2 separate regions of the Homo sapiens genome follow, and region 2 is linked to region 1. A link is an interaction called in ENCODE POLR2A ChIA-PET data of the cell type or tissue named here. Cell type or tissue: PC-3. All regions are shown on one strand. Each heading gives the region's core, and the rest is flanking DNA. Links, peaks and the distances in the headings are about the cores only. Region 1 has its middle 12 kb from the start of MIR4683. Region 2 has its middle 490 kb from the start of ANKRD30A.

Region 1 (15,874 bases), core at 7,875-15,874:
ATTTGTGGTCTCCAGGAGGGCCTCCAGCACTGTATCCTCACCTCCATGTTCCTAATTCATTCACTGTCCGAGCTTCCCATCATCCATGTAAGCCTCTTCTGCTCTTCTCACACCTTGGCAGGTGGCCTCGCTTCCTATGGACAGAGAAGACATTCGATGGGGACTTCTCTCTGCCCACCACATTCCACCCCGTTTCCTGACTTCCTGTTTACCTTACTGTATTTCTCGCTGCATTCTAACATGAAATGAGGACCTACCATGTACCAGGCAGCGTTTTGTGCCTTGTCTGGACTTTCTAATTTAACCCATCATCACACCCCTTTGAGACAGGCACAGTTTTATAGTGGGACTCCATGTACAGTTGAGGAAACTGTGAATAGGGGATGTTCTGCAAAGTCCAAGTTCCCACTGTAGCCTCCATATATGGTGTAGTGTCAGGACCGGATAGGTGTTCAATCAACAATTTTTTGAGTTTATTTTATTTTACTTTATGTATTTATTTTTAGAGACAGGGTCTCACTCTGTTACTCAGGGTGGAGTGCAGTGGCATGATCTTGGCTCACTGCAGCCACAACCTCCCAGACTCAGGTGATCCTCCCACCTCAGCCTTCTGAGTAACTAGGACTAAAGGTGCATGCCACCATGCCCAGCTAATTTTTAAAAACTTTTAAATTTTTGTACAGACAGAGTCTTGCTATGTTGCCCAGGCTGGTCTTGAACGCCTGGCCTCAAGTGAGCCTCCTGTCTGGCCTCTCAAAGTGTTGACATTAAAGGAGTGAGCCGTCATGCCCAGCCTGAATTAGTTTTGATATAAGAGAAATGCAAAGCCCATGAGGCAGAGGCAGCACACAGGGAAGGTTTGTAGGCAGAAGGTAAAGAGGGAAGCAATAACAGAATAGTTGCGAGAGTTGACAGAGGATCCAACAGAGAACACAGGTCACGGGATTGGCTTTGAGGAGAAGGGAGAAGACTCCTTCAGAGGAAAGGGGCAAAGATGGGAGCAAACGAGGCTGTTCATTGCAGGATGAGGGGTTTCTAGAGGCCAGTGTGGTAGGGGAGAGGGTTGAGGCACCAAGAATAGCAGCTTTGGGAAGAGTCAAGTTAGCTATTGCAATAGCTGCTGTAAGGACTGGGGAAGGAAGCTGACCAGGAACACACAAAAAATCACCTGGTATCCCATGGCTGGAGGAGGAGGGTGTTCATTGAGTGCCTACTGCATACTGAGAGCACAGGTCCAGGCATTCAATCCTCTCAGTAGCCCCATGAGCTCTATTTTACAGATGAGGAAACTGAGCCTCACTGGTAATTTTCTCAGGGCCACACACAGGAGGAAACTGGAGTCAGAATCTAGATGTGACTTTGAAAACTCGTGTTCTCGGCCAGGAGCAGTGGCTCACACCTATAATCTCAGCACTTTGGGAGGCCAAGGGAGGAGGATCACTTGAGGTCAGGAGTTCATGACCAGCCTGGGCAACATGGTGAAACCCCGCCTCTACTAAAAATACAAAAATTAGCTGGGCATGGTGGTGCGCACCTGTAATTCGAGCTACTTGGGAGACTGAGGCAGGAGAATCGCTTGGACCTGGGAGGTGGAGGTTGCAGTGAGCCGAGATTGCGCTGCACTCCAGCCTGGGTGACAGAGTGAGACTCTGTCTCAAAACAAAAACAAAACCAACAAAAACAAAAAACAACAACAAAAAAACCTTTTGTTCTTTCTCCACACCCTACCGCCCCTTGCAAGCTTTTGGCTTATAACGGGAGAAAAGCCCTTCCCACACCTTAATCAACCCTTGGCTTGCTCAAGGCTTTTTCATCACTTTTTTTCTGGTCCAAGAACAGAGAGAGGATGCTTATGGATTACCTTTGCCAACTTCTGATTTTGTAATCATAAGAGGATTCGCAAGCTGAGAATGCATCCAGTGCTTCTCTCTTCCTATCAAGTGTGTAGAAGTTTGCATGCACTTGGTCCCTTTATCGGATTCCCAGCATGCACAGAATCTGCTCTGGGCATGAGTAAATTAAACCTTGTTAATTACATGTATTAGTCCATTTGTGTTACTATAAGGGAACACTTGAAACTGGGTAGTTTATAAGGAAAAAAGGTTTATTTGGCTCATGGTTCTACAAGCTGTATAGGAAGCATGGTGCCAGCATTTGCTTTTGGGAAAGCCTCAGGAGGCTTCCACTCATGGCAGAAGATGAAAGGGAAGCAGGTGCATCAAAGGGCAAGAGAGAGAGCAAGAGATGCCAGGGTTCTTTAAACAACCAGCTCTAGCATGAACGAACAGAGTGAGAACTCACTCACTACCATGGAAGGGCACCAAGGCATTCAAGAGGGATCCACCCCCATGACCTAAACACCTCCCACCAGGCCCCACCTCCAACACTGGGGACCCCATTTCAACATGAGTTTTGGAAGGGACAAACTTCCAAACTATATCATTGTCTTTTTATAGAACTTAAATACCAAAAGTGATGTAAAACCTCCCCTAGCAAGCCATTAAGACAGAGGTGTGAAATGTTATGTCTGTAACTCTTGGAATTTTTTTCTAGTTGGGTAGGACCCACTTATGGTTGGTATTTGAAATTACCCACCAAAGCTGTGCACAGTAGCTCATGCCTGTAATCCCAGCACTTTGGGGGGCCAAGGCAGGTGGATCACTTGAGGTCAGGAGTTCGAGACCAGCCTGGCCAACATGGTGAAACCCTGTCTTTACTAAAAATACAAAATTAGCCAGGTGTGGTGAAAGGTGCTTGTAGTTCCAGCTACTTGGGAGGCTGAGGTAGGAGAATTGCTTGAAACCGGGAAGTAGAGGTTGTAGTGAGCCGAGATCACACCACTGCACTCCAGCCTGGGTAGCAGAGCGAAACTCTGGCTCAAAAAAAAAAAAAAAAAAAAAAAAAAATTACCCACCAACGACTCAGGTTTTGAATTAAGTCTTGAAGCTGGGATCCCTTTTACCATCCAAATGCCTTGGGAAGAAGGCCGGCAGAAGGCCTCCCTGTGTCAGCTCATTACCCACTGTTGAGCATGACAGCTTAGAGAAATGATGAGAAAAGGAGGGGGAATATGAAATGAGGGCCTGTGTGGACTTCACGGGGTTGGAGGGGAGAAAGAGTTGGCACCAAAGAGGCAAGAGGAAGAAAAGGAGAACAGACTGGAGTCACAAAGACCAAGTTTGTGTAAGAGACAGCGAGAGACAAAGAAGGGAGCCCAGGCAGGGAACAGCGGGACAGGCGGCTCCTGTGCTTGAGGAGATCAAGGACCAGAGGTTCAGGACAGTGCGTTTGGAGTTGCAGAGAGGCTGGGGGAGCAGCACGCTGGCTAGGGTGCAGGATGGAGCCTGGTGGCTTTGAACACTTGGGGGAATGGTGGTTTGCCTTGTGAGTGTATGATCAGAGGGGACTAAAGGGCCCAAGTCAGGACTAACTGACATGTCAGCAACTTCATACCTCCAATGGGGCCATCAGAGGTGCAGCAGACTCCTTTGGGTCAGGCCAAGGTCAAGGAGTTATGCAGCTTCCTCAGTGGTAGGATGAATGGGGTGTTGAAAAACTTCCCTGGGCAGGTGGACTCTGCCAATACCCTGGATGTGTTTCTGACACCAACACTTCTTTCTTTCTTTCTAACTTTTATTTTAGGTTTGGGGATACAAGTGCAGATTTGTTACACAGGTAAATTGCCTGTTGTAGGGGTTTGATATACAGATAATTTTGCAATTCAGGTAATCAACATAATACCCAAAAGGTAGTTTTCCAATCCTAACCTTCCTCCTACCCTCCATCCTCAAGTAGGCCCTGGCATCTGTTGTTTCTCTCTTTGTGTCCATGTGGACTCAATGTTTAGCTTCCATTTATAAGTAAGAACATGTGGAATATGGCTTTCTGTTGATGTATTAATTTGCTTAGGTTAACGGTCTCCAGCTCTATCCATGTTGCTGCAAAGGACATGATTTCTTTCTTTTTGATGGCTGCTTAGTATTCCATGGTGTATATGCATTACATTTTCTTTATCTAATCCCCTGTTGATGGGCATCTGGGTTAATTCCATATCTTTGCTATTGTGAAGAGTGCTGCAATGAACATGCGTGTGTCCGTATCTTTATGGTAGGATGACTTTTTTCCTCTGGGTATATACCCATTCATGAGATTGCTGTGTCGAATGGTATTTCTATGTTAAGTTCTCTGAGAAATCTCCACACTGCTTTCCACAGTGGCTGAACTAATTTACCTTCCCACCAGCAGTGTAGAAGCATTCTGTCTTCTCTGCAACCTCACCAGCATCTATTGTTTTTTGACTTTTTAGTAATAGTGATTCAGACTGGTGTGAGATAGTATCTCACTGTGGCTTTGATTTACATTTCCCTAATGATTAGTGATGTTGAGCATTTTTTCATATGCTTGTTGGTTGCATGTATGTCTTCTTTTGAGAAATGTCTGTTCATGTCATTTATCCACTTTTTAATGGAATTTTTTTTTTGCTTGTTGATTTGTCTAACACCAATATTGCTTCGCTTCTTTTTTTTTTTTTAATAATTTTTTTAAGACTGAGTCTCACTCTGTTGCTGAGGCTGGAGCACAGTGGCACGATCTTGGCTCACTGAAACCTCTGCCTCTCAGATTCAAATAATTCTCCTGCCTCAGCCTCCTGAGTAGCTGGGATTACAGGTGCATGCCACCACACCTGGACAATTTTTGTATTTTTAGTAGAGACGGGGTTTCACCATGTTGGCCAGGCTGGTCTCGAACTCCTGACCTCAGATGATCCACCTGCCTTGGGATTACAGGCATGAGCCACTGTGCCCGGCCTAACACCAACCTTTCTTAATCAATTTTTACTTATTAGGCAGTGTTTGGACATAAATCATACTCTCTATATTATATTTTTTATACCTCACAGAAAGCCTGGTATGGACAGGATGTGTATTTTGTTTTCATTTTCTTGGAGTCTTGATGGGATGGGTTAGCAAGAGATGAATAACACATTTCACAGTAAATAAAGGATACAGAATGGCACTCAGGACTGGAGAGAGAAATATGGAAGTCACCTAAGAGAAGGTCACAGAAAGAGGGCGGGGGTTTACTCCAGAGACATGCTTCACCTGCTTCTCAAATTGGTTCCCAGCCCAAGTTCAGTAGGCTGTCTCCAATAGTAGATTTAGAAACAATTATAGCAGATTTGGAGGCAAAGTTTAGACCTGGAAATCCCATGAAATAAAGAGTGGAATGGCATCCAATTGTTTTGATAAAGTCTTGATTGTGCTCGGGAAATAACACCGCTGATAACCCAAATGGAATTAACACCTTTTGTCATTAACTTGACACTTCTCGCACAAGCTAATGAACAGCTTATAGTAAGCTCAACTGGTAACTTTAGGGGCCTAGAAAACTGGGTTATTGACTCACTTCGGACCCACCCTTCCTTTATTGAATTTGGAAACATCTGTGTGAGTCTTGCACTAATCCTTCTTGAGTTGGCGCAACACGATGGTGTTGGAAAGTTTCACGGAATTCGCCACATTCATCCTTTAATTAGACTAAACTTGGATTTAAAAGCTTCTGTGTGATTTGAAAAAATCCAATCTTTGGTCTCAGACTGCTAAATCCTTTGGGAATTTTGAAGTGCAAATACACAATCATAAGACAGTGTAAGGTTCTGTTAATCTTAAGAATATGTGAGTCATTTTAAACCTAGAGTATTTCAGATTTAGTCATTTCCTTCATATGAAATCCAACTTTCCAGCATAAAAATTATAAAGCATAGATACAGTTTTCCAGCATGTAGAATTACAAGCCTAAAATATGAAAACTGTGTGTGGATGAAATATTGCTAATGTGGCTGCAGCATTTTGTTGAGATTTTGATTTTAAAAATATTTTTTACTTCATCTGAACTTTTCTTTTTTTTTGAGACAAAGTCCTGCTCTTTGACCCAGGCTGGAGTGCAGTGGTGTGATTACAGCTCACTGCAGCCTTGACCTCCAGGGCTCAAGCAATCCTTCCACCTCAGCCTCCTGAGTAGCTGGGACCAGAGGCACACACCACCACACCCAGCTAATTTTTAAATTTTGTTTTGTAGAGGTGGGGTCTCCCTTTGTTGCCCAGGCTGGTCTCAAACTCCTGGGCTCAAGAAATCCTCCTGCCTTGGCCTCCCTAAGTGTTGGGATTACAGGCGTGAGCCACCGTGCCTGGCTGGTCTGAACTTTTCTTCTCATAATCTTTCTTCTCTATTCTTTCTTGCTTCTCTTTTCTCACTGTTCAGTTTTACATATGTTCATTTTCTCCATGGATCAGTTAGTTTCACACAAAGAAAGTTTCTACAGCTGAGTAGGGTCCTCCTAAAGTTCCCCCACCCCCACATTATGGTAGTCAATGGAGACACTGAAAGTAATTCCCAGTTCTTTGGGCAAAGTAGTTTGCTCAACAAATATGTATTGAATGGATGAGTTTTTTGAACGGCACAAATTTAAAGGCAGTACAAATTTTATTTTTTGAGTAGGTTAAAGCACTTATGTTTAACCATTCTCACTACTTTGGAAGTCACAGACATCTTATTGAACAGTATAACATCTTGAATTGCCTTCTTTTTTTGTAATTAGAGATTTATCTGTTTATTTTTGAGACAGGCTGTCCCCCAGGCTGGAGTGTAGTCTGGTGTGATCTCGGCTCACTGTAGTCTTGACCTTCCAGACTTAGGTGATCCTCCCACCTCACCTTCCCAAGTAGTTGGGACTACAGGCATGCACCATGACAACCAACTAATTTGTGTTTTTTTGTTTTTTTTTTTTTTTTTAGAGATGGGGTTTCGCCACATTGTCCAGGCTGGTTTCAAACTCCTGGGCTCAAGTGATCCGCCTGCCTCAGCCTCCCAAATTCCTGGGATTATAGGTTTGGGCCATCATGCTTGGCCTGTAACTAGAAGTTTAAAATGTACTATTTTTATTTCAATAGTGTCATTTGTTTCTTAGAAGACTCATGTGAGAAGGGCAGACCAATAATTAGTAGCCTCATTTCATAGATGAAGAAAAACAGGTTCAGAAAAGTTAACAAGATTTCAGGCTCATAAAACACAAGGGCAAGAGTGCAGCAGTTTGACCTTCATTAGTTCTTTTTATATTTTACTTTACTACCTTCAGTAGAAAGCAGAGGTAACTATGGCAGAGAGAGGGGGGACATGTGACTGTATTAGAGTGGAGAACTGTGGAAATCATTATTGCCATTTAACAAATACTTCCAGTTTTTCTTTTTCTGGGCAAGTCGTAGGATTAGTTTCCTGCACCATTTGGGGTGCTATATGCCTATACGACTTCCTTTGTCAATGACATATGTAGGTCTTTGGCCAATGACACATGTAGGTATGACATGTGCCTTTTCCAGGCAGATGCTTTAAGGTTCAGTGCATGAATTGATACATTCCTTCCCCACTGATGCAAGGATTCTGGAAACACATGCCAAGATTAACTTTAGTCAAACCGGATCTTTGAATGCCCAGGGTGAAGAGAATCTCTTCACTGATATGCACGGGACATATGTAAAGTCATAAATTATTTTTTGTTGTGTTCAGCCTCTGAGATTTTGTAGTTGTTGTTTTTGCAGCAAAACCTAACTTATTCTGATTGATATAGAAATTAAGGAGCATAAATGGGTAAAGAATGCATGGATCAATGGGTGGATGGATGGTTAGATGAATGAATGAATGGACCAACATAATAATTAGCAGCATGGTGGTTCCTCAAAAAGTTAAAAATGGAACTATCATATGGTCCAGGAATCCCACTTCTGGGTATATATCCAAAAGAATTGAAAGCAAGGTCTTTGAAGAGAGATTTGCACAGCCATGTTCGTAGCAGCACTATTTGCAATGGCCAAGAGGTGGAAGCAACTTGAATGTCCATCCATGGATGACAGGATAAGTAAAATGTGGATGCACATACAATGGAACATTGTTCAGCCTTAAAAAGGAAGGAAGTTCTGACCCATGCTACAACACGGATGAACCCTGAGCAAATTATGTTAAGTGAAATAAGCTGGTCACAAAAAGACAGATACTGTCTGATTCCACTTATATGAGGTACCTATTGTAGTCAAATTCACAGAGACAGGAAGCAGAATGGTGGTTTTCAAAAGTTGGGGGTGAGGAGAAGGGAGTAATTGTTTAATGGATATGGAGTTTCAGTTTTGCAAGATGAAAAAGTTCTGGTGATCCACAATGTAAATACACTTAGCACTACAGAACTATATACTTACAAATGGTTAAGATAGTAAATACAGTTTATGTGGTTTTTTTTTGAGACGGAGTTTCACTCTTGTTGCCCAGGCTGGAGTGCAGTGGCACGATCTCGGCTCACTACAACCTCCTGGGTTCAAGCGATTCTTCTGTCTCAGCCTCCTGAGTAGCTGGGATTACAGGTGCCTGCCACCATGCCTGGTTAATTTTTGTATTTTTAGTAGAGACAGGGTTTCCCTATGTTGGCCAGGCTGGTCTCGAACTCCTGACCTCAGGTGATCCGCCTGCCTCGGCCTCCCAAAATGCTGGGATTACAGGTGTGAGCCACCACACCTGGCCTGTGTGTGTGTGTGTGTGTTTTTACCACAATAAAAATTAAATAAACAAAACAAAAATGCACATGGAAACATTTTTATTTAAAACAATAAAACAAAAACTTTTTTTTCTTTTTTTGAGATGAGTCTCACTCTGTCGCCCAGGCTGGAGTGCAGTGGCACCATCTCAGCTCACTGCAACCTCTACCTCCCAGGTTCAAGTAATTATCCTGCTTCACCCTCCCGAATAGTTGGGATTACAGGCATGTACCACCATGCCTGGCTAATTTTTGATTTTTTTTTTAGTGGAGCTGGCGTTTCACCATATTGGCCAGGCTGGTCTTGAACTCCTGGCCTCAAGTGATCCACCTGCCTTGGTCTTCCAAAGTGCTAGGATTACATGCGTGAGCCACCATGCCTAGCCCGATAAAACAAACTCTTTATTGATGGCACCTGGCACTTACTCATCCAGGCAGGCACTGTTCTTTGCATTTTATCTGTACCGGAAGTTAATCCTTACAACAACCCTATAAAATAGATACCGTTCTTATTCCCATTTTACAAAGGAGGAAACTGAGGGAAACAGAGGCTGAGTAACTTGCCAAAGATCATTCACTAAAGGAGCCAGGCAGTGGGGTTGAGTCTGCTCTCTTAATCCCTCATTGTTACTGGCTTTCTGTAACTTCCTGGAGATTTTCTAAGTTAATTAAGTTAATATGGTGTTCATTAAGAGATATTTTCCAGAATGATTAAGTTATTAGCTTCTTTTTGGCTCACACTGAGTATGGCCAAGAGGCGTTTTTTGATGATATTGTGCAAAGTTTGCATCCCTGTTGTGGGTTTAACAACCTAGGACCCTCTGTTTGGGCTTTTTCTTACAGAATAATGATGAATGTAGCAGTGAAGCTCTAACATCATATACATCAGCCAGAGTCAGGAAAACCTCCGCACTTACTTGGGAAAGTGGATTTCACTTTCTGGGGCTTTGGTTAAGGACTCTTAACTTCTTGTATGATACCCAGAGACAGAGCAGATTTCTGCACCAAATGAATGCTATCTTATAATTCTACAACTTTAACAATGTGCTAGCATGAGGTAAGGTACTATCAGGTTCCTTTTAAAGAGGTGAGGTGAAGACACATGTATTGACACGCATTCAGGATTCCCCTGACCCACTGTTGGCTTGACCCTTGCTTCCTGGGCTACAATACGACCCTGCACCCAGTCTTAGAAAGTCAGGCCTGTCTTTGGTCTCTGCAGACTGACTGAGGTTTCATTTCCAGCTGAGTTGGTCTCAATACATAAACATCTACTGAACAAGAAGAGAATATTTTATTTTATTTTATTTTTTAAATTCAGGGAATACATGTGCCAGTTTGTTACATGGATATATTGTGCAATACTGAGGTTTAAGCTTCTATTGAACCTGTTACCCAAATAGTGAACATAATTCCCAATAGAAAGTTTTTCATCTTGCCCTCTTTTTTCCCTCCCACTTTTGGAGTCCCCAGTGTCTATAATTCCTGTTTTTATGTCCATATGTAGCCAATGTGTAGTTCCCCCTTAGAAGTGAGAACATGTGGTATTTGGTTTTCTGTTCCTGTGTTATTTCACTTAGGATAATGGCCTCTAGCTGCAACCATGTTGCTGCAATGGACATGATTTCATTCTTCTTTTTGTGGCTGCATAGTACTCCACAATGTATAGCGTACCACATTTTTAAAATCCAATCCACTGTTGATGGGCACCTAGGTTGATTCTATGTCTTTGCTATTGTGAATAATGCTGCAATAAGCATATGAGTGCAGGTGTCTTTTTGGTAGGAAGATAATATTTGAATATCTTTACTAACTAACACATCCACCTTATTGATTCCTCCTAACTTCACAGGTTGGGTTTAATTTCTAGTTTAATAGAATTATACCCTATGTGCACAATTCTTTGTTATTTCCTTATAGGTGAAAAAACAGTTATCAAAAACTGTGTACTGAGAAGTTCTTTCTTGGGGCCAGGTGAGGGCACTCCTGTCATCTCCCAAATACCTCTCAGGGTGACAAAAAGAAAAAAATAACTGCTTTTGTTTAGTCAAGTTAGATGACAATAGCTAGTTTGCTTAGCTAATTTCTATTTCTATATATCTATATAGATCTATATGTCTACAGATCTACAGATTTATATATCTATAAATACATCTACATATCCAGATCTGTATCTGCATATATTTCACTTTGGATGATAATACCACATTCAGTTACATTCACTGGTTTTCAACTCTGGCGGCACATGGGAATTGCCTGGGGAAGTTTTAGAAAACTTTGAATTCTCAGCTGGCACCCCCCAAAATTCTGATTCTGTTGGTTTGGGGTGCAACATGGGCATTGGTAATGATAAAAAAAAAACAAAAACATACCCCAAGTGCTTTTAACATGTAAGCATGGTAAGAACTACTGCTGGAGTGCTAGTTAATTAAAAATGGGCTTGTTAGGGGTGAAAATATTAGAAATTGGTTTTCTAATTTAAATCAGTGTATGATTCACCTGCATGATAAACATGGTGCTATAAAAGCATGCGTTTGTCCCCTGTGAAGAATGGCTGTGCCCCAGATTCGGAAAGCTATCCAACTTGGGTTGTTTCACTAACATTGATCCTAACTTTGCCTTTTGTCCTGGGGCAATTCCTTCCTTCCACCTTTCTCTGGCTACTGGCTGACCTTTTCAGCTGCCACCCATGCTCTTGGCCCCCTCCCGGGCACAGCCTGCAGCATGAGTCTGCTGGGCCAGTCAAGCTCTTCCTCAGGTTGCTCTGTCATTGCAGAGATTTCTGGGACGCTCTCTTGGGTTCCCTAAGCCCTTTTCTCTCCCTGATCCCTGCACTGGCCTTCACGGCACAGTGGTTCTGCTGTTTCTCCTTCTGCCTGGCCGAGGCCAGGCTCTCCCTGAAAGGCCCTCAGGCCTCTGCCAGCCAGGGCCAACACGTTCCACATTTGGCCCCTCTCCCCATGTGAACTCAATCAGTAACAGAAGCCCATCTGACTAATAGAGGATTAGTCCTCTCTCACACTGCTATAAAGATACTCCCTGAGACAGGGTCATTGACAAAGGAAAGAGGAGTAATTGGCTCACAGCTCCGCGTGGCTGGGGAAGCCTCAGGAAACTTACAATCATGGTGGAAGGTGAAGGGGAAGCAGACACATCTTACACAGTCACAGGAGAGCGAAAGAGAGAAAGAGGGAAGTGCCAGACACTTACCAAACAAGACCACTTGAAAACTCACTCACTATCGGAACATCAAGGGGGGGAATCCGTCCCCATAATCCAGTCACCCCCCACTAGGTTCCTCCCTTGACATGTGGGGATTACAATTCAAAACGAGATTAGGGTGGGGACACAGAACCAAACCATATTACTCCCAGTCACTGTGCCTTCTCACTAAGCTAGAACACAGACTCTTAAATGTGGAATTTATTGGAACACGGTGGCTGTAGAAGGCAAAAGGCAGGTGAGCTGGCCTAAGTTGGCCAGGATCCCAAGAGGCAAGCCTTTCCACAGTGCTCCTCTTGTCTCTGAAGGATGGGCGTTCACATTTCCTGTGTAGGCCACCACCAAACTGTGAGAGAACTCTGCTATGATTCTGTAACCAGGTAAACACAGCCCTGGTAAGTTGCTGTATCAGCTATGAATGCATTTTTTTTTTTTTTTTTGAGATAGACTCTTTCTCTATTGCTCATGCTGGAGTGCAGTAGCAGATTCATAGCTTACTGCAGGCTTGAACTCTTGGACTCAAGCGATCCTTCTGTCTCAGTCTCCCAAGGGACTACAGGCATGCATTACCACACCTGGCTTTTTATTTTTTTATAGCGATGGAGTCTCATTATATTACCCAAGCTGGTCTAGAACTCCTGGCCTCTAGTGATCCTCCTATCTCGGCCTCCCAAAGTGTTGGGATTACAGATGTGAGCCACCACACCCAGCCTGAATGCACCTTGTGGTGGCCTCAGAGGTCTACACAGAAGAGTGGGACTGCTGGAAAAGATCTACAGAGACAGGAGTGACAAGTAGGCTTAGTGGCTTCTAGGCCCAGCTGTGCTCCTGACTGTGTGATGTTCAGTAAGCACAGTTGTTTTGGGCTTGTTTTCTAACCAGTGAAATGTGGGATGGTGTGCTAGAACTTCCTACCCTTCGGTGTGCCTGTGAAGCTTGGGGATCTTGTTAAAATGCAGTTTCTGATTCAGTAAGAGAGATCTGAGATTCCACATTTCCCTAATGCCACAGGTTCTTGCCCCTGCTCCTTGTTCATGGGCAGCAAGATTCTTGCCCCTGAGGCCTCTGAACTCTGTAAGTCCTCCAAGATCTTATGTGGTCCTTGGTCACAGTCTCCTCCTTCCCTCCTATCCCCACTAGACATTCCAGTCCTCAGAAACCTCATTTCTCTGCTCATCCCTTTTTTTTTTTGGCAAAGTCTTGCTCTGTCATCCAGGCTGGAGTGCAGTGGTGTGATCTCAGCTCACTGTAGCCTCCGCCTCCTGGATCAAGCGATTCACCTGCCTCAGCCTCCTGAGTAGCTGGGATTACAGGTGCCAGCCACCACATCCAGCTAATTTTTGTATTTTTAGTAGAGACAGAGTTTCACCATGTTGGCCATGCTGGTCTCAAACTCCTGACCTCAGGTGATCCGCCTGCCTCGTCCTCCCAAAGTGGTGGGACTACAGGCGTGAGCCACCGGTCCTGGTCCTGCTCATCCTTCTTTAAGATCCTGTTCTTCCTACATCTCAGTGCTGTGTCATCTTCCTTCCCGAGGGCTCCAGCATTCCAACGCAGATGCTCACCGACCTTGTTTTCCAGCGAAGTTTCTACTCCTTGGTGTGTTTCCATGAACACCTGGCTAGGTAAAACGAGATGGCCTGCGTCTTGCTCACCCTAACAGCACTCACGTGCAGTACTGACGGACATCCCCTGGACTCAGAGTTGACCTCTACATGAGAAATTGTAAAGCGGCACATTTAATTAAGCAAGCCAACCACATCCCACCTCAAAATACTCTTTATTATTCATCCTTTCTTCCATGAAAGCTTTGATATGGTGGATCTTTGGTGAGCATCCCATTCTTTAAATAAAAGTAACTCAGAAGCTAATTTAAAGAAGATATGCTCTTGGAATTTAACGCAGCTCTTGGAATTTAACGCAGCTTAATTACATTTTTAGCATAATGGTCATATGGAGGACTTAATGCAATTGAAGTTAATAAAAGTATTATCACTGTGCGGGAATGTCTTGCGGGTCCTTAAACTTCAGTGTGCACTGATGCAATTTTGGAGCGCTTCAGAGAAAGGATTCAGAATTATGAATACAAAATGTTTGCAGGTCCTCTGGGCGGAGGCTGTGCCTGTGCCTAGGCTAGCTCTCCATGTGCTATTTTTGAATGAATGAATTGAATGAAGGAACCTCCCTAACTTCCTGGTTCTGGGACCCCGTACTACCACCAGATGGCAGTATAGTATCAAATGTGGAAAGCGGATAGACACTTGCACTGATTTGCTTTTTATGTCTCAACAGAACGTTTGCACCTACACTTTAAATTGCATCCCGTGCTCTGCAACTGCTCCTGGTTTTCTTTTGGCAAGACAATCTCACTCTCTTTGCCCAAACTCTGAAGTATTACAGGCACCAGCAATGCGGTCAGTGCAGGTTAAGAAACTGTAATGTGCCATGGTTTACTCCTTAAACTTTCTTATCAACTTTTTTCCCTTCTGTTTCATGGTACTTTCAAATTGCATTTATTATAAAGCAAATAGAAAGTGTTTCACATAACTTCTCCCACAAGCAATTTTAATGAGCTTTGGCTTTAGTAATGGTTTTAATCATGTTAGACTTGATCTTCTAGCCACACAGCAACCACATCAACCCCTCTCCCAATTTGACAAGATTTTGAAAAACTAACACTTGTTTTATGTAATTAAAGACACACCTGTATAGCACACAGAGGTGTTCATTTGTCTAATGCAATTGGCCAGATAGAGACTCGTTTCTTTCTTCCACCCTAAAATCAATTTTGGGGTTTTGTTCCCTTAGTAGATACCATCTGAGTACTGGCAAATATGCAACTCAAGTTTTAGCTTTAAAGGCAAAGAACCAGCACTTATGTCTTAATACCATCTCTAAAATCAGTCTCTAGTGATGACAGATGCAGGTCTTTTTATTGAGAACTGTCCTCAGAATTTAAATTGGGTTTTTTGTCAAATAAGTTCGCTTAAACACACATACATCTTGAGTTATCGAATATAGCATTTTATAATGATATATTGAAGAATAAGGTAAAAAGCTTCAAAGCTGGACATTTTCCCACTGTGCTATATAGTTGAAAATGCGTCAATAATGACAATACTGCTACATGAGAAAGCCAACATGCTAACTTGTGTCTTGTAGCTTTCTCTCCATCCTTCATATGTGGTAAAGACTCTGGGATCTGCTCTCAAAATTCTACTTTATAACTGAATATAAAAAGTTTATGGCTGGCATATGTATACTATACATGAGTCAACACGTGGGTTAGATGTAGGCCACTGATAGGTACCTAAGTTACAAAATAATTCTTTAATGAGTAAAACTACTGGAGAGGTGAACACTTTTACAGTGTCTCTGGCTTTAAAAAATAAGATTGGCATGATAGCTAAAGCAGGGGTTCTAATTGCATAACTTAATTAACACCGAGACTTACTCTGAAAAGGATCTGCAAAATGTTACTACTATGGAGATCCTATGCGAAGCCTCTTACATGAGAAAGATCGGCCAAGAAAGTAGCGTCCACTCTATTAAAATTTTTTTTAGCCACTAAAGATTCCTATTAGGTAAAGTAAGGAGAACAAACATTTTAGCAGGATGTGCAGAACAAAGCCCCTCCCATCCCACAATGATTGATGCCCCATCATTAGCAGGGTAGCTGCCCATTTCTTATCTTGATTGACAGGTTAATAAGGGACCTGGGGCTATCTTTTCAGTATTAACACACAATCTTACCAATTACTTTTAAATTATTGCTAATCTGTCAGAAAATAACAAGCATAAGGAATAAAAATATCCGCGAAACAGAAACGTCTGCTGAAGCAGCTTTTACTTCCGGTGCCTTAAAAGGTTCAGTTAGAAAACTTGCTAGAATTTAGTCAATAGAATTTAGGCACCGGCAATTTTTTTAAAGAAAAACTTGTAGTTTATAATAGTTCATTGGTTCAATTAGGAGCGAAAAAGAAGGGAGTTTTGTAATGCAATTGTCCAGCAAAGGAAAACGCTTTAAATTGGGGGATTATGTGCGCAGACCACCTGTGGGGCATTCAGAGCCCT
Region 2 (16,381 bases), core at 5,495-13,494, 1.0 Mb after region 1:
TGGGAGGTCATGGCAAGTGGATCACCTGAGGAGTTTGAGATCAGCCTGGCCAACATGGTGAAACCCTGTCTCTACTAAAAATACAAAAATTAGCTGGGCACGGTGGCACAGGCCTATAATCCCAGCTAGTCGGGAGGCTGAGGCAGGAGAATTGCTTGAACCTGGGAGGTGGAGTTTGCAGTGAGCCGAGATCCTGCCACTGCACTCCAGCCTGGGTGACAGAGCGAGCGAGACTCCATCTCAACAACAATAACAACAAAAAAAACCAAAAAGAAAGAAATGATATCTTTTTGTTTACTCATTGAATCTGTACTCCTCTTAGGACTTGGTTAGACTAATATAATATGGTGCAGAAGTGACTTTGAGGAACATCTGAGACTAGGCCTTAAGAGGCAAAGACACTGTTAATTGCACTAAAGTTGGGCTAAGAATCCCTGGTTTGTGCCACCACATTGTCTAACACTCCTACAAATTGCTGGGCAGAGCCACTGTGCCTCAGCAATGTGTCACTGAAAAACTTGTCATCAGGAATGAATATAAATTTACAAATTTATATTTATACAAATTTATACAAAATCTCTATACATAGAGAGATGTGCTACAAGCCCAAATAATATTTTCCCCAAGTTAAGGAGAAACTTTCATTCTTTGCATTGAAAGTCATGTTTTGTGGAGGCAAAAACCTGGAGTCTGGTAAATTATGAGAGACCCAAGTCAGTCATCACAAGCAAGAGGCTTTCTAACATTTGCTGTTGCACAATTGTTTGTGTTTGTGCACCTCAAAAAAAAAAAGAAAAAGAAAACCTCAAATGACTGCCATTGTTAAACCTCATTTAAATAATTTTTCTTTAAAATAATAGATTTGTTTTCTACAATCACATTCTAAAACCATCCTTATTTTGAAGTCAGAACATACAAATATTAATAAAAAAAAATTCTTGGCCGGGCACGGTGACTCACGCCTGTAATCCCAGCACTTTGGGAGGCCGAGGCGGGCGGATCACGAGGTCAGGAGATCGAGACCATCTTGGCTAACATGGTGAAACCCCGTCTCTATTAAAAATACAGAAAATTAGCCAGGCGCGGTGGCAGGTACCTGTAGTCCCAGCTACTCGGGAGGCTGAGGCAGGAGAATGGTGCCAACCCGGGAGGCGGAGCACGCAGTGAGCTGAGATTGCGCCACTGCACTCCAGGCTGGGTGACAGAGCGAGACTTTGTCTCAAAAATAATAATAATAATTCTTTAAGTCAATCACTAAACGATGCCTCACTTATAAATTTATTTCTATATTGTTTATGCTAATGGTCGTCAACAGTCTCTGTACACAATTGACAACGTCTCACTCACATGTCAAGAAAGTCAGCAATAGGACCATTATCTCAAGGGCCACAGTCACTTAGAAAAGAAAAATTCTGCCTCTGAAGATATTTGCCACTGGTTTAAAATCAACTAACTTATGTTCATTCACTCCTATACAGGTCTGCAGGCTGAGATTTGAAAGGTGGGAAGGAATGTTTTTATCCTGATTATAGGCAGATGGGAAGGAGTAAATAGTCCAAGTCACTTAAAAACAGAAGTTGAAAATAACATTGAGCAGCTAGAGTGGAACCAGTCTGTACCGCCATAACTATTCTGCTGCTTCTCCTCTCTCTGCCTTCACGGTGCCGGGCTGGCCTCTGCTCTCACTGCTGTTTCCTTGACAACCAAGACAAGATGTCTTCTTTTGCAAAGCAAATTATTTCTACTCTTGAATTAGAAGACAATTTAAGTTCTGGGGCCGGGCGCTGTGGCTCACGCCTGTAATCCCAGCACTTTGGGAGGCTGAGGCGGGTGGATCACGAGGTCAGGAGATCGAAACCATCCTGGCTAACACGGTGAAACCCTGTCTCTACTTTAAAAAAAAAAAAAAAAAAAAATTAGCCAGGTGTGGTGGCAGGTGCCTGTAGTCCCAGCTACTCAGGAGGCTGAGGCAGAAGAATGGCATGAACCAGGGAGACTGAGCTTGGAGTGAGCTGAGATTGCACCACTGCACTCCAGCCTGGGTGACAGAGCAAGACTGCATCTCAAAAAAAAAAAAAAAAAAAAAGAAGACAGTTTAAGTTGTATGTAATTGGAGGGAAGATATCTACACATCTGCAAGAATTGTGCTTACTTCTTATGAAGAATGGAGAACTAGGTATTAGGAAAGTAACACAGTATGCTCATGACAGATCAGTAATTACAAATAGTAAAATGCTTTAAATTTTCAAGTCAAAACAGATTTGTGATTAATAAAATTAATCTACCCAGCTGCCGTGGTCTAAAGGTTTGTTTACGCCAAAATGCATATGTGAAAATCCTAACGTCCAAGGTGATGGTATTAGGAGTACGGTTTTTGGGGGGTGATTAGGCCATTACTGCTCTTATAAAGCAGCCAAAGGAGCTCATTCACCCTTCTGCCATGTGAGGTTATAGTGAGAAGATAGCTGTCTATGAGGACACAGGCCTTCACGAGACATGGAATCTGCTAGTGCCCTGATCTTGGACTTCCCAGGCTCCAGAACTGCGATCAATAAATTTCTGTTGTGTATAAGCCACATAGTCTATGGCATTTTTTGTGTAGCAGTCCAAATTGATGAAGAGGAAAACCAATAACATTCTTTTTAATTATCAGAGAATTTTTTTCTCATACACTAATTTGCCCATGACATTCATTAGAGGAGATTATTTTAGCAAGTGTAGTACCCATGAGGTCAATAATATTGGCTTCTTGTCATTTATATTTATTTTTCTTCATCTGTTCCTAAAAGTAATTCAAAGAATTTTTTTAAGGCACAGAAAAATACAGTAAAAAAAATTTAAAAAGTAAGGAACCTTGTAGAAAATAGTAGAAAATGTTTCCATCAACCTGAAGTAAGCTGGCTATTGACTGTATATTTTAATTCTGAAGTTTCTGGTAGCAACTGCAAAAATAGGAAACATAATAGGCTCTGTCATTTTATTGTCCAATAAAACATAGCTTTGGGAGAATAAATCCTTTTCCGGTCATAAATTATGGGTACTCATCACTTGGATCCTTTTATGAGGGGCAGTAACAAACATGATTAACATTGATTTTGCAAACATATGGTCTAAGGGACTGCTTTTATTTTGACCGCTATCAACCCCTTATTTAAGAAAGTGCTTCTCTTTCAGCTCCAAACAAGAGCTTCCAATGAAAGTTACTGTGTTCTTACTTGATCATCTCAAGACATTGGTCTAAGAGAAAGAACCTAATCAAACTTATTTTGGGTTTTTGAATTTAGGAAATCTACTTGGTGGTTCAAGCCATAAAATATGAAATTGAAAACAATTAAAGTTTACATTTTCCATTATGAAGGAACTGAGTGTGATGAAAATGGAGTTGGCATGCTGAGAGAAGTCAATCAAAAAGAGAGAGGGACAGAGAATCTTGTCCCATTTTGCCTGCTCATGTGGTTCAACCCTTCCTATGGACTCTGCAGACTAGTAAGTTATCTCTTTAGTCTAAAGTAGACTCATTTGAAGATCTTTTATTTACAACTAAAAGGTTGTTGGCTAATACATGTGCAAAGAATAACTTATATGTCTGTAAATTCTAATGGGTGCTTTAATTTAGAGTTTGTTTCTACTTTACATAAAAAAATCACACACTTCATTCTTAGTTTTGGTTACACTTCTTTGAAAAATTGCACTGATTGGAATGGAAATTGGGCATGAGAAAGTATAAACAAACTGAACAGAAAGGCCACTGTCAAACTACACGTCTTAGTTCTCGACAGTGAATAATGTTGACCAGGAAGCAGTTAACATATCATGACTCTGCAATCAGTCACTGATCCTTGGTGCCATATTTGTTTTTCCTATGAGGATTATTATAGCGCTTTGAGTATGGTAAGCCTTAACTAGATACTTTCTGAGCAAACACAAAGTGAAGCAGGCACTGAGTTTTCTTACATTCAAAGCCATGAAATTAGCATTGTCAGCATGCACTTCAGGTTGGATGTAATAACCATGCTTCATGTTCATCTTGCATTGCATCATGTAAAACTGCAATCTTCTCATGATATACAATTACATCCCACCATATCTCTCTGATTTCTATTAGAACAGACACAAATTCTGTTCATGCTACTTTCATTATGTTTTAGTCTGAGTGACATCATAATTTACATGTACAATTCACTGAGAGCTTCTCTTGTCAAGAATACTCACCAATACTCATTTCCAGTCTATGTTGACTTTCACTGTTATTCTCTCTGCCCCAGACCAGTACAAGCCACTTTTGTGTTGTGTATGACATTGGATGTGCTTATTTTACTTATCCAGCATAAAATCGTATCACTTAGAAAGAAAATTTTTTGAGAATCCAAAAAAGAGATATATTACTTTCAGTTAGATTAACTTTATAAGCAAAATAGTTTTTCTTTAGTTTCTTTCTTTTTTTTTTTTTTTTTTTTTTTGAGACGGAGTCTCGCTCTGTTGCCCAGGCTGGAGTGCAGTGGCGCGATCTCTGCTCACTGCAAGCTCCGCCTCCCAGGTTCACGCCAATCTCCTGCCTCAGCCTCCCGAGTAGCTGGGACTACGGGCGCCTGCCACTACGCCCGGCTAATTTTTTGTATTTTTAGTAGAGACGGGGTTTCACCACATTAGCCAGGATGGTCTCGATCTCCTGACCTTGTGATCCGCCCGCATAGGCCTCCCAAAGTGCTGGGATTACAGGCGTGAGCCACCGCGCCTGGCCTCTTTAGTTTCTTTTAGCACTTCTAGGTCAAAATAAGAAATAGGAGGTGTGACCATTTTTATCAATTGTAAAAATGGAAGCCCCTGTTGTGTTAGACTCTTAATTCTTTCCTTCTGTTATGTGAGTTGTTTTGTTGATAGCTTAAAGTCCCAGATCATTTCCTGCCTGTGATTTCTGCGCATGGTGATGTGGCATTCTCCCTAAGGGATAAAGCATTGCCATCAATGGAAGGTTTCTTAGAAGAGACAAAGAAAAGAAAAGCATGTGTAAGACATGGAGAGTTCCTGAATGTTATGAACCTTTAAGAGCCAATCCCTCAAGATAAAGCTCAAATGGCTAACTGGGTCTAAATTTAAAAAGGAGCCAAAATGGGCCGGGTGCGGTGGCTCACGCCTGTAAGCCCAGCACTTTGGGAGTCCGAGTGGGGCGGATCACGAGGTCAGGAGATCCAGACCATACTGGCTAACACGGTGAAGCCCCGTCTCAACCAAAAATAGAAAAAGTTAGCCGGGCGTAGTGACAGGCGCCTGTAGTCCCAGCTACTCCGGAGGATGAGGCAGGAGAATGGCGTGAACCCGGGAGGCGGAGCTTGCAGTCAGCTGAGATCAAGTGCCACTGCACTCTAGCCTGGGCGACAGAGCGAGGCTCCGTCTAAAAAAAAAAAAAAAAACAAAGGAGCCAGGAGCCCAAATGACCATTTGCTGATTAGAGGTCACATCTTCCTCTGAGTTTCTGGAAAATACACACATCTGCTTAACTTTAGCAATTTCATAGCTGACTGTACATGTTCGTAACATCTGAAATAACCAATAGACTGTGGCTTGCACCCACCCATTAGAAGTAAGCAAATGTTAATCCTTTATTTACATGGGAGGACCTGACTGGCAACCTGGGCAAGAACATTCTCTATAAAAGCTAGACCCCTCATTTGTTCTCTGGAACATACCTTCGTTTTACAGAAAAGGCTATATCTCCTCAATTTGCAAACTGTTCACTGGAATAGTCTCTTTCCTCCAAATCCCTCTTTAGAGAACGTCTCTTCACAATGTGTTAGCACATTCACATACTGTTTCTGTATTTATATGAGAGCTTTGGATTCTTTACCTAAGTTTTTTGCTCTTGAAATCTTTTCCATGCTTTTCTTTGAAATTCCCTTCTTTAACTGGCATTTTTATTTGCATTGCTTCTTTTTGAATGTTTGAAGTATTTCTACAAACTTGGAATGTTTTTACAAGACTACTTCAGATCCACCTAGACGAAAAACTAAAATTTCTATTAGCTTTGAACTTGCAATATTTTAACACATTTTTTCTCTTATTTCCAACTTTTGAATGATCTAAATTCTCACATGTATAAATTCTGTTTTTTAAAAAAGCTTTCTTTCAGAACACTCTATAAAACAAGATGTGTTGTTTTATTCTCAAATGGAATACAATATTAGTATTAAAGGAGACTATAAAAATATAGAGTGGAGAGCTTTCTGAATAATTGTGATACAAGGTTGACAGAAATGATTTCTGTTTAAAAAGAACAAGATTGTGTTTCTATGTAAAATGGAGTCTGATTTTATATATATATATATATATATATTCCTATGTAAAGTGGAGTCTGATTATATATATATACATTTATAACCAGCCTGGCCAACATGGTGAAACCCCATCTCTAATAAAAATAAAAAAAATTAGCCAGGAGTGGTGGTGCGTGCCTGCAGTCCCAGCTGCTCGAGAGGCTGAGGTGGGAAAATCGCTTGAACCCAGGAGGCAGAGGTCGCTGTGAGCTGAGACTGTGCCATTGCACTCCAGCCTGAGCGACAGAATGAGACTTTGTCTCAAAAAAACCCATATATATATATACACACACACACTAAAAAATATACATATATAAAGTATATAGGTATATATAAAGTATATATATACTTTTTAATATATTTATATATAAAAGTATAATTTTAGTGTATATATATACTTTCATTAGTATATATATACTTTTTAGTATATATAAAAATATATATACACAAAAATGTATACACTAAAAAGTATATATATACTAAAAAAGCATATATATACTAAAAAAAGTATATGTATATAAAGTGTTTATGTGTGTGTGTGTGTATGTGTATATATATGTATGTGTGTATATATATACACTTTTTTTTGAGACAAAGTCTCATTCTGTCGCCCAGGCTGGAGTGCAATGGCACAATCTCGGCTCACTGGAACCTCTGACTCCTGAGTTCAATTGATTCTCCCACCTCAGCCTCCTGAATAGCTGGGACTACAGGTGCATGCCACCACGCCTGGTTAATTTATTATATTTTTAGTAGAAATGGGGTTTCACCATGTTGGCCAGGCTGGTCTCAAACTCCTGACCTCAAGTGATCTGCCTGCCTCAGCTTCCCAAAGTGCTGGGATTACAGGCGTCCGATTTGATATTAAAGGAAGATGGTGGACAGTGTGCTTGAAGGTATTAGTGGGAAATGGCTATTAAAGTGCATGCTAGAAAGTGTACTTAATGCACCATGCTAATATCTTGTAAATGTTGAGTGCTTTAAAAAAGCATAAACCTCTAGCAGTTTCCATGTAAGCCCTGCTCGTTCACTCTTTTCTCCTTTGGAGGACTTTCTCCTTTGACATTTCCTTCTTCTATTCCCTTGGACAATACTTCTGAAGCATGACGCTAGAGTGGAAAGAACATCTGGGTGAAAGTCTGCAGTTGTGATTGTAGTGTTGAGTCTGTTACACCTGTCTGTGCAACCCATGTCATTTAACCTTTGTTGACTCCCTTAAATAAGGGGAATGACACATGTGATCTCCTAACCCTTTATGTATTCATTAATGATAAGTACCATTCACTGGGTATATACTAATGATCAACACAGTCCCTGTCCCTGTCCCCATATAGAATACATTCATATCAGGAGATGGACATTTAAACAATAATTGCAGATTAAACAGTGTTAAAATTCAGAGAGCTATGATAACATAATGATGCCACCTCTACACCAGGGAATCAGATAAGTTTTTCCCAGAGAAACATTTTATACCAAAAATAAAAAATTTAGTTTGGAGTTAAATGCCTAGGGATGAGGTACAGAGGTAAAGTGGGAGATGCAGAAATACGTATTTTTTCTGTAGAGTGAATAACATGTGGGGGTCGGAGGCAGGAAGAAACAGACTACTCTTCAGAAATTATAGACCTCTCGACTTCTCAATTCTGTTCTGTCTCAATGATCCAGCTTCAGTTCCATATTATTTTTTCGAAACTTACCTTTAAAATTTCTTGCCTACCTTGACCATTTTTCTTCTTAAGTTTCCATTGACATGTATCATGTGAATCGTTGAATTTTAGCATTTGGTTATTTTTGCTTTGCCTCATCAAACATTTTCACATGTGTGTGTCCTGCATCCCTACATACTTTCAAGTTCAAAATGGATAGGACTGTGCTTTGCACTGCTTTGGTTTGCACCGTGATGTCTGTGACAGTGCTGGGCACTGAGCAGCCGCTAAAAATCATTCTTGTTGAATTTATTATTTCCTTTTACCTTAATGCAGACTTCCTGTCACAGCATTAGGGCCAAGAATAATTTACGGGTTGAAATGTTGATACAAGAAGCAATAGTAAATGTCTTATCAAATTGTTGGACCCTGTCATTCTTCATCTGGATTTAGAAAATAAAAAGATCCCTGATGATACCCCCAATTTCCTCTGGCAGTGTTTCTAAAGGAACTATCCTATGAGACTTCAGCATTCTGACTCATGACATTAATATCCTGAGCTCCTCAAGAAAATTAAGCATCACAGACCACAGGAAGATTCTGCTAAAATTGCCAAAAATAACAATACTTTTAGTTAGTACTCTTTTTCCAAGGTATTCAGCATCCAACGTGTATAGCAACTGTGTCATGTTTAAATCGTTTTGCTACGCTAATTGAGATATGAAGAAACAAGGATAGAAACATACAAATCATTTCTTTAGGTCTGAAAAGAAAGCTATTAGCTAGCCAAAAGCACAGACATTCCAAAATTCATAGTGTCAAATTAGTTGTGTTATTTTCTTATTTTTGCTTCTGGTGGAGACATCCAAAACTGATGGCTTAGTGGGCAGCAGTAATGAATTTTAATCCCAGGTACATTGCCAGCTTTAGGTCTTGTGCAAATGCCTCTGTGAAGTATTTTTCTGTGCCTATATACAATGAGGATACTGACACATCTTTATCATAAAATAAAAATGTGGAGTAAAGATGTAGCTAATATTCTACAACATAAGCATTCTTCCAGTTACTCATAAATCGATGCCCATTAATTGAATCATAGGGCAAGTACGTTTGTGAAGCTTACTAAATAATTTGTAGCAGGGTATTCTTTTTTTTTTTTTTTTTGAAACGGAGTCTCACACTGTCGCCCAGGCTGAGTGCAGTGGCGTGATCTCAGCTCACTGCAACCTCCACCTCCCAGGTTCAAGCGATTCTCCTGCCTCGGCCTCCCGAGTAGCTGGGACTACAGGTGTGTGCTACCATGCCCAGCTCATTTTTTGTATTTTTAGTAGAGACAGGGTTTCACCTTGTTAGCCAGGATGGTCTCGATCTCCTGACTTCATGATCTGCCTGCCTCGGCCTCCCAAAGTGTTGGGATTACAGGCATGAGCCACCGCGCCTGGCCCATGGTATTATTTTTTATAGAGAAGGATTCATTCTCCCTAAACATTCCCCGCCTACTCCTCTTTCTGTTGGGATTTTTCACATATCAAATTTGCAAAAATAAAACATGAAAGATGATTGTGAAAACAGAATTAAGTCGTATGATATTTTATTTCATTATTCTAAAGGTAATTGTAATCTATAAATTAGATGTCCCTGAAGTATTCGCAAAACACTCTTAAAAGCTTTTTGGATAAATGTGACAAAAATTACTTAAGTCAGGTTCCACTGAGAAACTGAGAAAAAAAGGAGAAAAATATTCCTTGAGGATTCAGATGCCTGAGAAAGATTTAAGGAGTTTTTATACTTTGATAGAGCTTTTAAGAAATGTTTTATCTATTTTATCTTTGCTCTGGCCACATACCGATAGAACTTGCAAACTGTTTACTTAGGAGTATGGATTTGTAATATTTTAACAGTAAAGTAGCACTCTGATTTCTAAATAGTTCCTGTGGTTACAATGAAGAAGGAAGGAAGGAAGGAAGGAAGGAAGGAAGGCAGGCAGGAAGGAAGGAAAGGAAGGGAAGGATGGAGGGAGGGGAAGGAAGGAAGGGAAGGAGGGAGGGATGGAGAGAGGGAGGGAGGAGAAAGCCTTTCAGAGTAGTAGGAAGCTGTCAAAATCTACTTAATGGAATCATTTGTAGATGGAATCATTTGTAGAGAATGTTTTTCCTTCCCCTCCAAGAAAGTTTTTGTTCTTGCTGATGGCTTTTCTATCTAGAATCCACAGATCTTCCACAGATTAAAAAACTAAAGTATAGAAAAGTATTCTGTGCAGGTGGAAGATTTGAAATAATTTATTGATGCTAAAACAAGATGTTTATAATACTTTTCCTCACTCCACCTACTACTTTGAACTTGCTCAGTCGGTGCCATTCTATTTAGTAAGGCTTAGAGCAAGTCAAATCAAACTTTGATTTGAATTTCACAAAGATTTGAAATTCTCTCGCAGAGATTTGAATTTTTCTCTCTCTCTTCTCTCTCTCTCTCTTCTCTCTCTCTCTCTCTCTCTGCCTTGCATTCTCTGAGAGAGAATACTTTTGAGTTAATCAGCTGGACTGTTTATGGGGGAGTAGTAGTTCCCTGTTTACATTATTCAGTAATAACTAAAAGTAGATAATTGAAGTATGTTTTATTAAAATGTACTGATGGGAAAGAGTATTTTAGAGGGTCCAAAGTGGAAATAAACATATATATTTACATAAATGATTTAGAAACATCAGGTTTTTAAAATGAATCTCCTCTCGTGGATTTGTAGATTAGAACTTGACTCACAGCTAAAAGCAGAAGCCATTTAAAAAAAAAGATAATTATTTCCTAAAGTAAACTTATTTCATGTAGTGCAAAACCTAATACAAGAAAGTGCATAATTACAAGTGTGTGGCTCAAAGAACTTTACAAAGTGATGCACCTGTGCAGGCAGCACAGATCAAGAAACAGCATTGAGCCTCCTCTCCCTCCTGCTCAGTCTTGGCCTCTCTCCAAAGCTATATCCTGACTTCTAATTTGACTTCCAGGTGGGTTTTCCTTGTTTTTAAATTTCTCAAAAGTGGGATGATACAGTAGGTTCTCTTTTATGTCTGACTTTTTAAATTCAACATTTTTCTGCAAAATCCATCCACATTGTTGTGAGTAGCTATATTTCATTCATTTTCATGGCTGTATTGTATTCCATGTGAATAGAGATTGTTTATTCAGAGTCTTATTCACAGACAGGTAGTTTCTGGTTTGGGGTTGATACCAATTGTGCTACAATGATAATGTTTAACATATTTTTTCTGAAAACATATACACATTTCTCTGGGGATGTTCCTTAGAGTGGAATTCCTGGGTCATAGGGTGTGAGTAATAGATATTGCCAGTAGTTTTTCAAATTTACACAACTGCCAGTAGTGTCTGTGAGTTCCAGTTGCCAAGCCAATCCTTGTATTTTTTTTTTAATTGCTATTCTGATGAGTGTGTAGAAATGTCATATCTGAATTTGTATTTTTCTGGTGACTAAGGAAGGCAAGTATCTTTTCGTGTGGATGCTGGCTGTTTGACTATCCCATCTTATGCAGCATCTCTTCCAATATTCTGCCATATTTCCATTTGACTGTCTATCTTTTTTTGAATCCTTCAGATATTCAGGATACACGTATAAAATATCTTCTTGTATTCTCTGGCTTTCATTTTTATTATACCAATAGTGCCTTTGGATTAACAGATTTTCTTACTTTAATGTATTCACAAGTATCAAATTTGTCCTGTTACAGTTAGGTGTTTTAATGTCCTGTTTAAGAACTATTTAACTCTTCCAGGGAAAAATATTTATTTATTTATTTATTTATTTAATGATTAACTGTATGTCTCAAAATGCGGGAAAGAAAGGATGCCTAGAGAACTAGCAACTATAGTACTCCACCCATGGAGTACTAAATTTTATGCAGTGTGCATAAAATTTAATTGGAGACAATGTACATTGAAAAGTCACATTTCTATAAAGCTGTAAATTAGACATAACATCTTCCAGGACTTAACCTACTCAGATGTTAGTAAGTTCAGTCTCAGCCATTTACATTTTTTTCTCATTCCCTGAATGGAAATGACTCAGATATGAATATGGATTTGGGTTTATGCAGTGCCAGAGGAAGAAAATAAAGACTGCTCCATGCCCTTTGTCGATATGGGCACTGGGACATCTTTTGCCTATTCTGAAAGAGGCTGTGGTGGAGGCTAAGCCCAGGCATCCATCCTTGGGGGCTGCTGTCAGGAATGAGCCTCCCTTCTCCCCTCTTTAAGATGCATGCTATCTTGCTCCTAGCCTCCTCCTCAAGCTGAACAAAGGCTAAAAATGCTTCAGACCTCATTTGTTACCACCTCTACCAGTCTTTCCTGTCTACATGCTTGGGGCTAAGGCAGCGACAGCTCCTTCAGTGAAGGTTAAGACACTGGTCAAAGAGAGTCTGACTTTTCCTCTATAGTGATGCGGGCAATGAAGATGGTAACACAACTTAACCTTTTTCTTAATAGTATGCACCAGTATAAAAGATAATTTTAAATATGAAGATATTCTGAAATCACATTTAGGAATAACATTAATTATGGTATTTAGATATTTACAAATATTCAGAATCTACAGTTTCCTTAATGATGCCTTAAAAAATATAGTATCTTTTTTCCTTTTTTTTTTTTTTTTTTTTTTTTTTTTAGACAGAGTCTCACTCTGTCACCAGGCTGGAGTGTAGTGGCGCAATCTCGGCTCACTGCAACCTCTGCCTCCCGGGTTCAAGCGATTCTCCTGCCTCAACCTCCCGAGTAGCTGGGATTACAGGCACCTGCCACTGCACCCGGCTAATTTTTATATTTTTAGTAGAGACGGAGTTTCACCATGTTGGCCAGGATGGTCTTGATTTATTGACCTCGTGATCTGCTCACCTCAGCCTCCCAAAGTGCTGGGATTACAGGCGTGAGTCAACATGCCTGACCTATAGTATCTTTTTTTTTTTTTTTGAGACGGAGTCTCACTCTGTCGCCCTGGCTGGAGTGCAGTGGCGCGATATCGGCTCACTGCAAGCTCCGCCTCCCGGGTTCACGCCATTCTCCTGCCTCAGCCTCCCCAGTAGCTGGGACTACAGGTGCCCACCACCACGTCTGGCTTAATTTTTTGTATTTTTAGTAAAGACGGGGTTTCACCGTGTAGCCAGGATGGTCTCGATCTCCTGACCTTGTGCTCTGCCCACCTCGGCCTCCTCCCAAAGTGCTGGGATTACAGGCGTGAGCCACTGTGCCTGGCCAGTATCTTTTTTTACTTTTAATTTTTTTAAAAAAATTTAGCAAAGGGGTCTCACTCTGTCACCCAGGCTAGAGTGCACTGGCACTATCATAGCTCACTGCAGCCTTGAACTCCTGGGTTCAAGCAGCCCTCTCACCTCAGCCTCCTTGGAAGCTGGGACAACAGCTGTATGCCACCAAGGCCGCCTTTTTTTTTTTTTTTTTTTTTGACGCGGTCTGTGTTGCCAAGTTTTTCTCAAACTCCTGGCCCCAAGCAATTCTCCTGCCTCAGCCTCCCAGAGCACTGTGATTACAGGTATAAGGTACCATGCCTGACCAAAAAACAGTTTCTAATATCATCAAGCTAGTGATGGAGTTAAATACGTAAAATGTAAAATTTTAAATCAGATATTCCCCTCACCCCACCATGGATATCACCTTTGAGCAAAGAAAATTTACAAAAAAAAAAAAGTCTTGGCTGGGCCCGGTGGCTCACACCTGTAATGCCAGCACTTTGGGAGGCCAAGGTGGGCAGATCACCAGTTCAGGATTTCGAGACCAGCCTAGCCAACATGGTGAAACCCCATCTCTACTAAAAAATACAAAAATTAGCCGGGCGTGGTGGTGTGCACCTGTAGTCCCAGCTACTCAGGAGGCTGAGGCAGGAGAATCGCTTGAACCTGGGATGCAGAGGTTGCAGTGAGCCCAGATCGCGCCACTGCACTCCAGCCTGGGCAACAGAGCGATACTGTCTCAAAAAAAAAAAAAAAAAAAAAAAAATCAGGGTATTTTTACTTGTGCTTTAAATAGCTGTCAGGCAAATATTGCATTAGAAAATATAGTAGTAATTTCATTTTTATATTTTTCCAAATAGAACTCCTGTAAGTATGTCTTCAATTAGAAATAGCTAGACATCCTCCAAATTTAGGATGGGATGAAGCAATGCCTGAGTGGCTCACTCTATATTGCGTGACCAGACTGAAGTTAAGGTCGTGAGTAATAGATCCCTGTGTTCTTCCTTAGGAGACAAAGTGCAGCTTGGGAAAAGCCTCTGATCTCCGCAGGTTAATCGCCTCCATCACTCTGTTCCTGAGAGACTCATGGCTGCAACTCTCTGGGTTCTTGCTTGAAAAATGCTGGGTTTCCCTTCTGTCCACCCATGACTCAAATCACTTTATCTCCCCTCCCTGACACCTCCTTCAATGATTAATTTTAGAAAATCTCATTAGCTTATTTTAAACAAAATGCTATTTTTCTTGAAGATTTTGAACTTTTTGAACTTAACTTGATAAATTGAACTTAATTTTACAAAACATATAAATAGGACAGAAATGAATATTCAACAAATACGCAATGAGGTGATCCATTGTTTTGTTTTTTGTTTTTAGTTTTTTTGAGAGGGCGTCTCCCTCTGTCGCCCAGGCTGGAGTGCAGTGGCGCGATCTCGGCTCACTGCAAGCTCCGCCTCCCAGGTTCACGCCGTTCTCCTGCCTCAGCCTCCTGAGCAGCTGGGACTACAGGCGCTGCCACCACGCCCGGCTAATTTTTTGTATTTTTTAGTAGAGACGGGGTTTCACAGTGTTAGCCAGGATGGTCTTGATCTCCTGACCTTGTGATCCGCCTGCCTCGGCCTCCCAAAGTGCTGGGATTACAGGCGTGAGCCACCGCGCTCCGCCGGTAATCCATTCTTTTAAAAAACAGCTTCCAGCATGAGAAGAGTAAAGCCAGGATATTTTTTAACCTGTTTCTTTCCTTAATTCATTTGTTACTCTCAACAAACGGTGACGGGGTTTTTTGTTTGTTTGTTTTTCTTTTTTTTTCAATTACACTTAACCTTGTGTTTATTACTAAAGAATTCAAAATAAATATGCCACATACTTTGTTTGGATGGCTCCTAAACAATCACTGGCTTGCAGCTAACCCAAAAAAATGTGCCATCGATTTTGGTGATTTGTTTGTACTTGATAAGTCATTTTTCTTCTCTTTCTGCAGATCCCAAGCCCATGACCTTTCTTTCTCCTTACCGCACTCCCTCATCATGACAGACAGGGCAAATAGAACCCTGTGCTGGGAACAGAAAGAACACTGAGTGGTTTTAAAAGGTTATCTCCATCTCCCTCTGCATTTTAAACAACTTAACATGAAATACTGGATTTAAACACACACACACACACACACACACACACACACACACACATACACACACACACACACATACACACACACACAGTTATCCTGATTAAAACAGGTAAAGAGCGTAGTGTGCATTGTGATTATTTCCTCCAGTATTTCTCATAAGTACACGAATATGTCAATAGACTCTCATTGTTCTTGTATATACCAATTGTAAGATGACGTGTTACAAGGATTCCAAAAGATATAACTGTAACGGATTAGAATAAAATACCCTGGTGACCCAGTTCCCTCAAACTTCCAAAGCAGTAGAAAATCTAGGAAAAACTAGCTTTACCAAAAACAAATTAACTAAATCCTCATAGCAATGTCAGAATCAATCCAGTGGCACCCAAAAGCTGAAGATGACTAATTATGTTTTTTTTAATCCAGATTACTCTATTTAGATGACAGAGTTGTATTTTACAAAGTCATTGTATATAATTATGTATTATAGTATATATTATATATTTATACATGTATATTTCCAAAATTTTAGCTAAGTAGAGATTTTCTTTCATAATCTGTAAATAAAATAAAATCACATACTGTTACTAAAGAATGGAAAGCACTAGATTAAAGCATCAATATAAAGAACAGCCATTTTATATGACAAATATAATAAAATATTTTCTCCTTTAAGGTATCTTCAGCTAACCTAAAGGAAGGGTAAAATGTTGTTGTTAGATAATAGCAAAATGAGTAACAAATACAATAAGCCTTCACAATTTGGTTTTGGGTTATTTTTTCATAATCATTATTTGCATCCCTTTTTATCTAGCCTAGGGGATAGTCACACTGGCTTTCAGCTGGTAAGAATTTGCTCTTCTTTGTGTAGGAAAGTTTACTCTGCCAGAAATAATCTTTTTTCTGCCTTTTCCACGTGAAAATCTTTTATGTTCTTCAACATCAGAATTAGTCCTATCTAATACCAAAATGTTTGAATTTATAGAGAGGAGGAAACCCTTCCGTATGAAGTGCCTAGCACTCTGCACTTTGCTTTTGGTTCAATTC

What was found. Peaks named below come from ENCODE experiments on the same cell type or tissue, not always from the same donor. Only the 100,000 strongest peaks of a DNase experiment are listed, where the experiment ranks them.
Region 2: POLR2A ChIA-PET joins it to region 1 with 10 read pairs; 4 of 35 experiments call an interaction of 5 or more read pairs at or near these places.

The regions. Positions count from the first base shown.
Region 1 is chr10:35,621,671-35,637,544 of GRCh38, forward strand. No RefSeq gene overlaps it. Among named protein-coding and RNA genes, the nearest start is that of MIR4683, 12 kb to the right of the region's middle. RefSeq lists enhancers at 14,784-15,874, 15,825-15,874. In PC-3, for the core only: CTCF peaks have their summits at 10,561 (motif pointing right), 10,764, 14,023 (motif pointing right) and 14,234; DNase peaks (open chromatin) are centred at 12,091, 13,371, 14,081, 15,091 and 2 weaker places; H3K4me3 peaks cover 1,799 bases; H3K27ac peaks cover 5,076 bases.
Region 2 is chr10:36,626,645-36,643,025 of GRCh38, forward strand. No RefSeq gene overlaps it. Among named protein-coding and RNA genes, the nearest start is that of ANKRD30A, 490 kb to the right of the region's middle. In PC-3, for the core only: no CTCF peak of the experiment used is centred there; DNase peaks (open chromatin) are centred at 8,507, 9,937 and 12,017; H3K27ac peaks cover 4,708 bases.